2 separate regions of the Homo sapiens genome follow, and region 2 is linked to region 1. The links are chromatin contacts, found by Hi-C or POLR2A ChIA-PET in ENCODE. All regions are on one chromosome and are shown on one strand. The core of a region is the stretch at or near the end of the contact, and the rest is flanking DNA. Distances in the headings are between cores, read along the strand shown. Region 1 holds the start of CERNA1 (competing endogenous lncRNA 1 for miR-4707-5p and miR-4767). Region 2 has its middle 51 kb from the start of ATOSA.

The links. A loop is a pair of places that touch in the nucleus more often than their neighbours do. ChIA-PET counts read pairs that join two places held with the same protein, here RNA polymerase II (POLR2A). Pooled maps may share reads with other maps.
Region 2: a map of B cell shows a loop between it and region 1 (12-fold over the local background). The contact joins the enhancer-like site here to the promoter of CERNA1 in region 1. A Hi-C loop is called at or near these places in 8 of 168 maps with a recorded cell type or tissue (B cell, CD4-positive, alpha-beta memory T cell, GM12878 and 5 more), 2 of 37 single-sample maps with no recorded cell type and 16 of 50 pooled maps. POLR2A ChIA-PET finds 5 or more read pairs at or near these places in 6 of 52 experiments (AG04449, CD4-positive, alpha-beta memory T cell, GM12878 and 3 more).

What each region holds. Positions count from the first base shown.
Region 1 is chr15:52,177,726-52,181,560 of GRCh38, forward strand. It overlaps CERNA1 (competing endogenous lncRNA 1 for miR-4707-5p and miR-4767), which reads left to right and starts at 2,301. Exons shown (of 3, transcript NR_102751.1): 1 at 2,301-2,676; 2 at 3,325-3,477. GNB5 (G protein subunit beta 5) reads right to left here. Exons shown (of 13, transcript NM_016194.4): 3 at 2,043-2,154. RefSeq lists a silencer at 1,712-2,371 and enhancers at 2,417-2,918, 2,742-2,831.
Region 2 is chr15:52,729,015-52,732,662 of GRCh38, forward strand. No RefSeq gene overlaps it. Among named protein-coding and RNA genes, the nearest start is that of ATOSA, 51 kb to the left of the region's middle. Within about 2 kb of position 1,322, at least 5 of the 41 ENCODE cell types and tissues checked have a DNase peak (open chromatin) inside an H3K27ac peak, as active enhancers do; they include endothelial cell of umbilical vein, where a contact is called at or near this core.

The DNA.
Region 1 (3,835 bases), core at 1,051-3,550:
GGAAGAGGTCAATACAGTGATAAGAACCTTCAAGAAGCAAAGGCTTTATGCGGGGTAGAAGAGAAGTGGTCTGGAAGCTGCAGGGGAATCAAGAGGGACACAACCACATGACTTCTGGTCTTTCCAGCTCACAAATTCTGACATATGCAGGTAGGGATAGACCCTTCCACTGTGGGTCTAAAATCTGGCCCTAGCTTTTGAGGGCACCACACTCTTGGCAGGACAAAAAAAAGTTTCTTCTTTTGGATTGACTACATTTGCCCCCTGAGGTTCCCTTTGAAAAGCTGCATCTCTGCTCTCTGTCTTAAGGCAACTTACAAATTCACAGAAAACCTGAAAATATCCAGGCATGCAGCCTGCACTATTGAATAAGTGAGTTTCTGGAGAACGCCCTCTGCATGAAGCTCAAAACGGGTTTGGCGAAAATAATCTGAAGTGAGCCTGAGCTGGCACTCTGATTGCCTGGGGGGAATCCGGGTCCCAACACTTAGCAGGGGACCTTCGGTAAGTCCTTTAATTCTTTGTGCCTCAGTTTCCTCATCTGTCAAATGGAGAAATTAGATGACCTATGAATACTTTTCACCATGTTGGCCAGGCTGGTCTCAAACTGGGAGAAGGATTTCTGGGAAAACTTTTGCTTTGCTTTCTTGATAGGGAGCAAAGAGAGATTGGTGTCCATATTCCCCCTTCTTCCTGCCTTGGATACAGAAGTGATGTTTGGAGCTGTGGCAATCATATTATAATCATGGGGCAAATGCCACTGCTCTAAGGTGTGGAGAAGAAAGGCAGAAGGAGCCTGGGTCCCTTGGTGGGGGGTGCATGGTGCAGCTGAACAACAGCAGGTGATCATCCACCTTTGCTCTTGTTATGTAAGAAAAGTAACTCTCAATTTGCATAACTACATTATTTGGGGTTTACAGTTAGTGATTGCTGGACAGGATTTCTAAGCTTAGAGTGCCTCCTATTTAAAGAAGACCCCTAGGAAAGCACAGCACACGCTAGATCCAGGTCATCCACTTCTCTTAAGTGATCTTCAGAGATCAAAAGGTAAAGGCCCTAGCACGAACCCCATTTTTCCATTCCACATAGAATGTAAAGGGTGGCATCGATTAGGAATGGCAGGAGAACAACGTCAAGGTGTGCAGGAGGGCACCGTGGGAGGTGCTCAGCAAAGGGGAGATGCCACCCTCAGAGCTCAAAAGTGAGCAGATACAACCACTTCCCCAAGCCTGGCCCCCAGCCCAAGCTCTGCTGAGGAGGAGCCCTCTGACAAAGTAAAGGAACGCTGTTTTGGCCAAGAGCCGCTGAACCTGGCTATTTAATCGCTCACTCATAAAAATCACAGAGCCAGTTCTGAATTACGGTGGTGGTGGTGAAGAATGCAAGTTTAAGATCGCTATGGCTTTTTTATGCCAATCCACCACATCGATCCAAAAGCTTTTTAAACAGCCTTAAACGAACTGAACGGTTGAATTTAGTGAGCTCCTCCGTTTCCCTTCTCTCTCCGTCATCCAGCTCCCCGCCCCAAGGATAGGGGAGAGGTTGGAAAAATGAGCTTTGAAATTGCAGTCTCATAAAAGCAAAACTGAGAAAAGATACAACAGTGATGGAGAAAGCCAGACGGGCATTAAAAAACAAAACAGGAGTCTCTCCTAGGCCGCGCCTACACGGGCTCGCCGCGCTCGCTCGTCACCACCGACACCCCACCCCCTGCCCTCCGCATGGGAGGGGCAAGAACGCGATCCGTTCGCAGCTTCCAGGCAGGTGATGAGGATAGCTAGTCCCGCGGTCCTCCGCTAGCTGGCGGCGGGGGTCGGCCAGGTGCCCGGACCCTCCGAGGGCCCCACCGCCGCGCGTCCCGGGGATCGGGACCGCTACCCGCGCCTCACCTGCGCGCCCGGGCCCCAGGGCCCTGCTCCCGGGCGGTGGCGCGGGCCTGGCTCCCGTCGCAGCCACGACCGCCCCCACCGCCCCCGCCGTCCCCGCCCGGGAAGTGGCGAGCCGGTCCGGCTTGCCCCGCCCGCCTCCCGGCCCGCACTCACGCTCCACATCGTGCAGCTTGGCTCGCTCCTCCTCCAGCTTGCCCTTGAGGCTCTCGGCCTCGCTCTTCAGCGACGCCAGCGTCTCGTTCTCGTGCAGCCCCTCGGTTGCCATCTTCGCGCGGGGACGCAGCGGAGAGGGAAGCGGAGAGCGGGAATGCGCTGAGCCGCGGCGGGCGCCGCTCCAGCAGCCGTCCCCGGCCCCGAGCACCGCCCCGCGGCCCCGCCCTCCGCGATGACGCCAGCAGCTGCGGGCCCGGCTGCTGCGCCTGAGCCCCAAGACCCCGCACCTGGGCGCGCGCTCTGGCGCAGTGCCTGGTGCGATGTCCGCGTCAGCCTCTCTCCTCCGGGAGAGGCAGGGAGTGTGACGCCCATTTTACCAGCGGGCAAACTGTGGCTTAGGGATGCTGGGTGATTTGCCCGAGGACGCACACAGAGGGAAGGGCCAAGCCGGGATTCCAACTCGGGACTCCCCGCTTCTGGGGAGACCGGTGAGGCCCCCGCGACATGGCCCTCCCATCCCCAAGCCTCTCGTGCAGATCTCCGCTCTGTGGGACTTGATTGCGGGCTGCGGGCCCGTGGCTCCTGCAGGCAGAGAGAGGACGGGAGAGGAGACGGCTACGAGGCTTGGCCGCAGGTAGCTACGGTGCTCCCCCAACAAGGAACCGGAAACCCTCTTCGTTTGTTGATCTAAATATACAAAAATAAAACTAGTTGCTGGGTTCTCAGACGGAGTCTCTGCGGCATTAGGAGGCCCACCCTTATTTTCTCTTTTCTTCACGCAGGAATCAGGTCCCTGGCCTGGGGGCGGCAAAAGGAGATGGCGGTGGGTCAAGTGGGCGCGCAGGCTCAGACCTGGGGCTTCTGAGCCCACGCCCAGGCATCTCGGACCTCTCACTTCTGAGGCCACCTCCTGCCCTTTAGAATGAAGGGCTGGCACAGTTCTGCCAGGATGCACGTTTAGCGACTTCTGTCAGACTGAAGCATCCCCTCTCCGCAAGCGCCTGAAGTGTGAGAGGCACTGTTCTAAGTGCTTTAATTTGCACTTGTTTAATCCTCACAGGAGTCAACTTGAATGGGCACACTTATTCCCACTTTACAGAAGAGGAAACTGGGGCACAGAAAGACTGAGTAATTGCTCAGGGGGCATGCTCCAAGAAAGAGGGAGAGACAGGATTTGGACCCAGACAGGCTGGCTCCCTAGTGCTCTGGACTTTGGTGTGGATGATCCAACTCAAGCCTTCTCCTTTTTCCCTCCTATGTGATCTTGCATGCGTTTGTGCAGAGAATGAGAAGGCAGATCAAAGTTACAGATGCTGCGAGAACATCGCCAAGCAGAATCTTGGGTGCTGTCCCCACCTCTCTGTACCTGCTCCCTCCCAGAGAAGCCAGCCTCCACTTGCTGTCCCGGGCCTTCTCTATCTGAGAAAAGTTGAAGGTACTCGATGTTAATCTGTACATAGTTGTTTTGCAGGTTAGAGTCTGGGATCCTCCGTTTCCTTATCTGGAAAAGCTTCTTCATAGGATCTGCTTCATAGGATTGTTATGAGAATTAAGTAAGATGGTGTGGGCCGGGTGCGGTGGTTCACACCTGTAATCCCAACACTTCGGGAGGCCAAGGTGGGTGTATCACCTGAGGTCAGGAGTTCGAAACCAGCCTGGCCAACATGATGAAACCCTCTCTCTACTAAAAATACAAAAATTAGTCGGGCGTGGTGGTACGTGCCTGTAACCTCAGCTACTCAGGAGGCTGAGGCACGAGAATCGCTTGAACCCTGGAATCAGAGGTTGCAGTG
Region 2 (3,648 bases), core at 72-2,571, 550 kb after region 1:
AAAAAATAATAGAAACTAAATTTATCTTGCACTGCCTCAAACCGGAAAGGAAAATACAGTCACCTGTTGTGACTCATTTGCAGTCTATTTTGTAATGGTTTCCAGATTCCTCTTCCAATTAAAAAGCAGGCCAGAAGAACCAAGATTGTTTAGTTAAGTCTGTTTGGTAATAGGTTTTAGACCGTAACTACATAAAGTCACTTACAATAAGGGATCAGAGTCTGTAAATGAATTCTGATTTTAAAAATTAGTGAGATTTCAGGGTTCTGCAATTAATTGGGTCATTTCATTTTGCTGAAGAAATAAAAAGGAATGAAGTGCAAAACAAATATTTAATGGTCATATAGCCACATGGTCATAATAATTTTATTATATTAGGATTTCTTTCTTTTCTCTCTCTCTTCTCTCTTTTTTTTTTTTTTGAGGTGGAGTCTCACTCTGTTGCCAGGCTGGAGTGCAGTGGCGTGATCTCAGCTCACTGCAACCTCTGCCTCCCGGGTTCAAGTGATTCTTGGGGTTTCATTTTTAAAAAGCTAATACATGAATCCCAGTCAGGAAGAAGAGGGACGATGAATAGTTAGGAAGCTGAAGGGGTAGAAAGAGGAGAATGGAGATGTAAAATGCAGAGACCGCAGCAGAGAGGAGTTGGCTTCCAAGGCTACCTTTTTTGAGGTGACTCAGAAATCTGGAAGTAGCCCTCCTCCCTTCCAGCCCCAAAGGGCTTCTTGAGGGGTTCCAACAAGCATTTGGAGTCTGGACAGCTATAAACTGTATATTACCCTGTCCCTGCCTTGCAACTAGGTGTATTCTATATCCATGATACAAGAGAAGCCCATTCTTCATTGACTGAGAGACTGCTAGGAGGTCAGGATTGTTCTTAGACCAGTTTGAACCCCAAAAACCTAAACTGAATTTGATTTAGATTCTTGAATAGGCTCCAGTTTCTGAAAGGATCACATAGCCTTGTAATCAGAATGCTGGTGGTTTCCGAAGCTGTTGCCTTTCTTTTTTAACCAAACTCACCACCTGCTTAAATTTAGCCTTCTTTTCTCTTTATGGAAGGGACAGTTATCTCCAAATGGGTCTAAACTCAAGTTACTTTCTAGCCCAGCAGTTGCTCAGCTGGTAGCTTGTGGGGATATATTTATTTAAGTGAAGTGTCTGCATCCTCTTCTGTTAATCAATTCTGGAAATCAACATCTCTCCACTCCTTCTTTTGGTGAGAGAAAAATCCACCCTCCCCAAATCTGCAAAGACTCTGCATAGCACACATGCTTCAACTTTTGTCCTCTTCTCACAGATGGCATGATCCATTTCCTGTTGACTTGGTTTGTCTCACGCACGTGCCATTAGATCTAATGACTAACGCATGCCACCTTCTGAAGAGAACCTAAATAACCTTCCTGTAATTCTAGTTCTTTTGTAATAGACCCAAATCTGGTTTCTCTTCCTGGTCTACTTAAGGCAAATGCTATGGAGGTAATTTTTCTATCCCCTTGCCAAAGGATGTGAGGGTAAGGTTAGCGACCCACTGCTGCACTGCACTTCTGCTTCAGAAGCAAAAGAAAGACAATAGCCAAAGGGTTACTGGAGAAGCATAATAAATAGTTTTCACTTATTACAGCTTTTATGGTCCAATTCTCCAAGGTGCATAAAACCAGCACATTGAGATAGGGCAAATGAGTCTAAGTGTTATATCGTGGCTTTCTTGTCTCATAGTACACCCCGGAGAATACCTGAAACCCTGCGTTAGCCAACACCAAGGTTAAAAATACCTCTCTCTCCTCTGGCTGGGGGAGAGAGCAGGTTTCACCTTGTCGAGGGACAGTGAAGGCCATAGCCGCACTTTCTTGACTAGGACATTCTCTTGCTGGAGACCTGCCTAAATACAAGTATAGCCCACCATAGAATTTCTCCCAGAAACATGGTCGGCTCCGTCTTGAGCTGTCATCATAACTTCAGAAGAGTTGGGAAGGGCTTTCTTCTAGCAAAAACTACCTCCTCTACCTTAATAGCTAGAGAGTCAGCCACCTGAAATTCTTTTCCTTTTTTCCTTTAAAAAAAAAAAAAAAAGACAGACTCTTGCTATATTGCCCAGGGTGGTCTCGAACTCCTGCTTTCAAGTGATCTTCCCGCCTAGTCCTTCCAAAGTCCTGGGATTACAGATGTGAGCCACCCTACTTGGCCAGCCACCTGAAATTCTATCAGTGACAGATTCCTTTAGCTGAAGTCATGTTCAAATGTAATCCTCCCAAGAATGGTAACATTATACATCAATGCATTAAACAAAACAACCTGTGCTTATTGAAAAAGTCATATGTGCACACGGTAAAACAAAATTCAAATAGTACAAAAGGGTATATAGCTGGGCACAGTGACTCATGCCTGTAATCCCAGCAGTTGGGGAGGCTGAGGCAGGAGGATCACTTGAAGCTAGGAGTTCAAGACCAGGGCAAAAAACAAGGCCCCTGACTCTACAAAAAAAAAAAAATTAGCTCAGCATGGTGGCATGTGCCTATGGTCCCAGCGACTCAGGAGGCTGAAGTGAGCTATGACTCCACCACTGTACTCCAGCCTGTACCGTGGAGTGAGACCCTGTCTCTAAAGAAAAAAAAAAAAAAAGAGTATACATTAAAATTGGTCTTCTTCTTCCCCAGTATCCTCAGTACCCCAGTTATTCCCCATCTCGCCAACCCCCATCCCCCAGCAATCACACTTAGCAGCCTTATCTGGGCTTCCCGAAATATTCTGTACATATTCAGGCATATGTATAATATATACCCCTTTATAGCCCTCCCTCTTTTTGCCTCCTTGCTTTTGCTCCAAGGGTAACTTAGCACTTGGAGAGGGATTTCATCCTTCCCAGCAGCTGCCCTGTGTTCCATGGTCACCACAACAGAGGGTAGAAGCTGGCCTGGCTTAAGGATGATTGAGAGGCTCAATATTTCCTTCAACAAACAAACAAAAAATGCCAAGGCCACCTTAAGGTGGCTTGCTTTAGTAAGAGATAAGCTCATAAAACAGTATTTATTCAATAAAACCTGGCAAAATATTTTAGGAGTAAGTTAAGTTTTGCCAAGAGAAGTGCTTATAAACTTTGAGAGCAAGGTAGACCTTCACATATCCAGGCTTCTTCTACCTGAATTTGTTGCTGCTACTCTTGCTTTTGTCCCTTATGGGTTTAGGGTGCAGGTAGAGACCAGGCAGAGCAGTTGTGAAAGTAGAAGGGGTTGGGCCTTGCCCAGAATGAGGAGTGAGATCAGGATAGCGTTGTAAGTCAAAAATAAAAACAGACAAATCCATTTCCCAAGAGAACACAAGGGAGTTTCCTGTAGAAGCCTGTAACATTCTGATTTCTATACAAAACATTTCATGTTTGTGACTTACTTGATTCTAAGGTTAGAGTTAAGTAGACTCCATTCATATAATGAATAAATAAGTAGGTTTTGTGTTTCATGAGATTAAGATAAATGTGGTCTAACTGAGAAGTACCAGTTTCATACATGTTTGATACTTTATATAACTTGTATAATGATCATTTATGTCACTCAGCTTTTCCGTGTGACACTTTCTCCATTTATAAGATACACTTAGCATTCTGTCAGTTTAGAAACGTTTACCTGAATCTCAAATTTTAGATCTAACTTC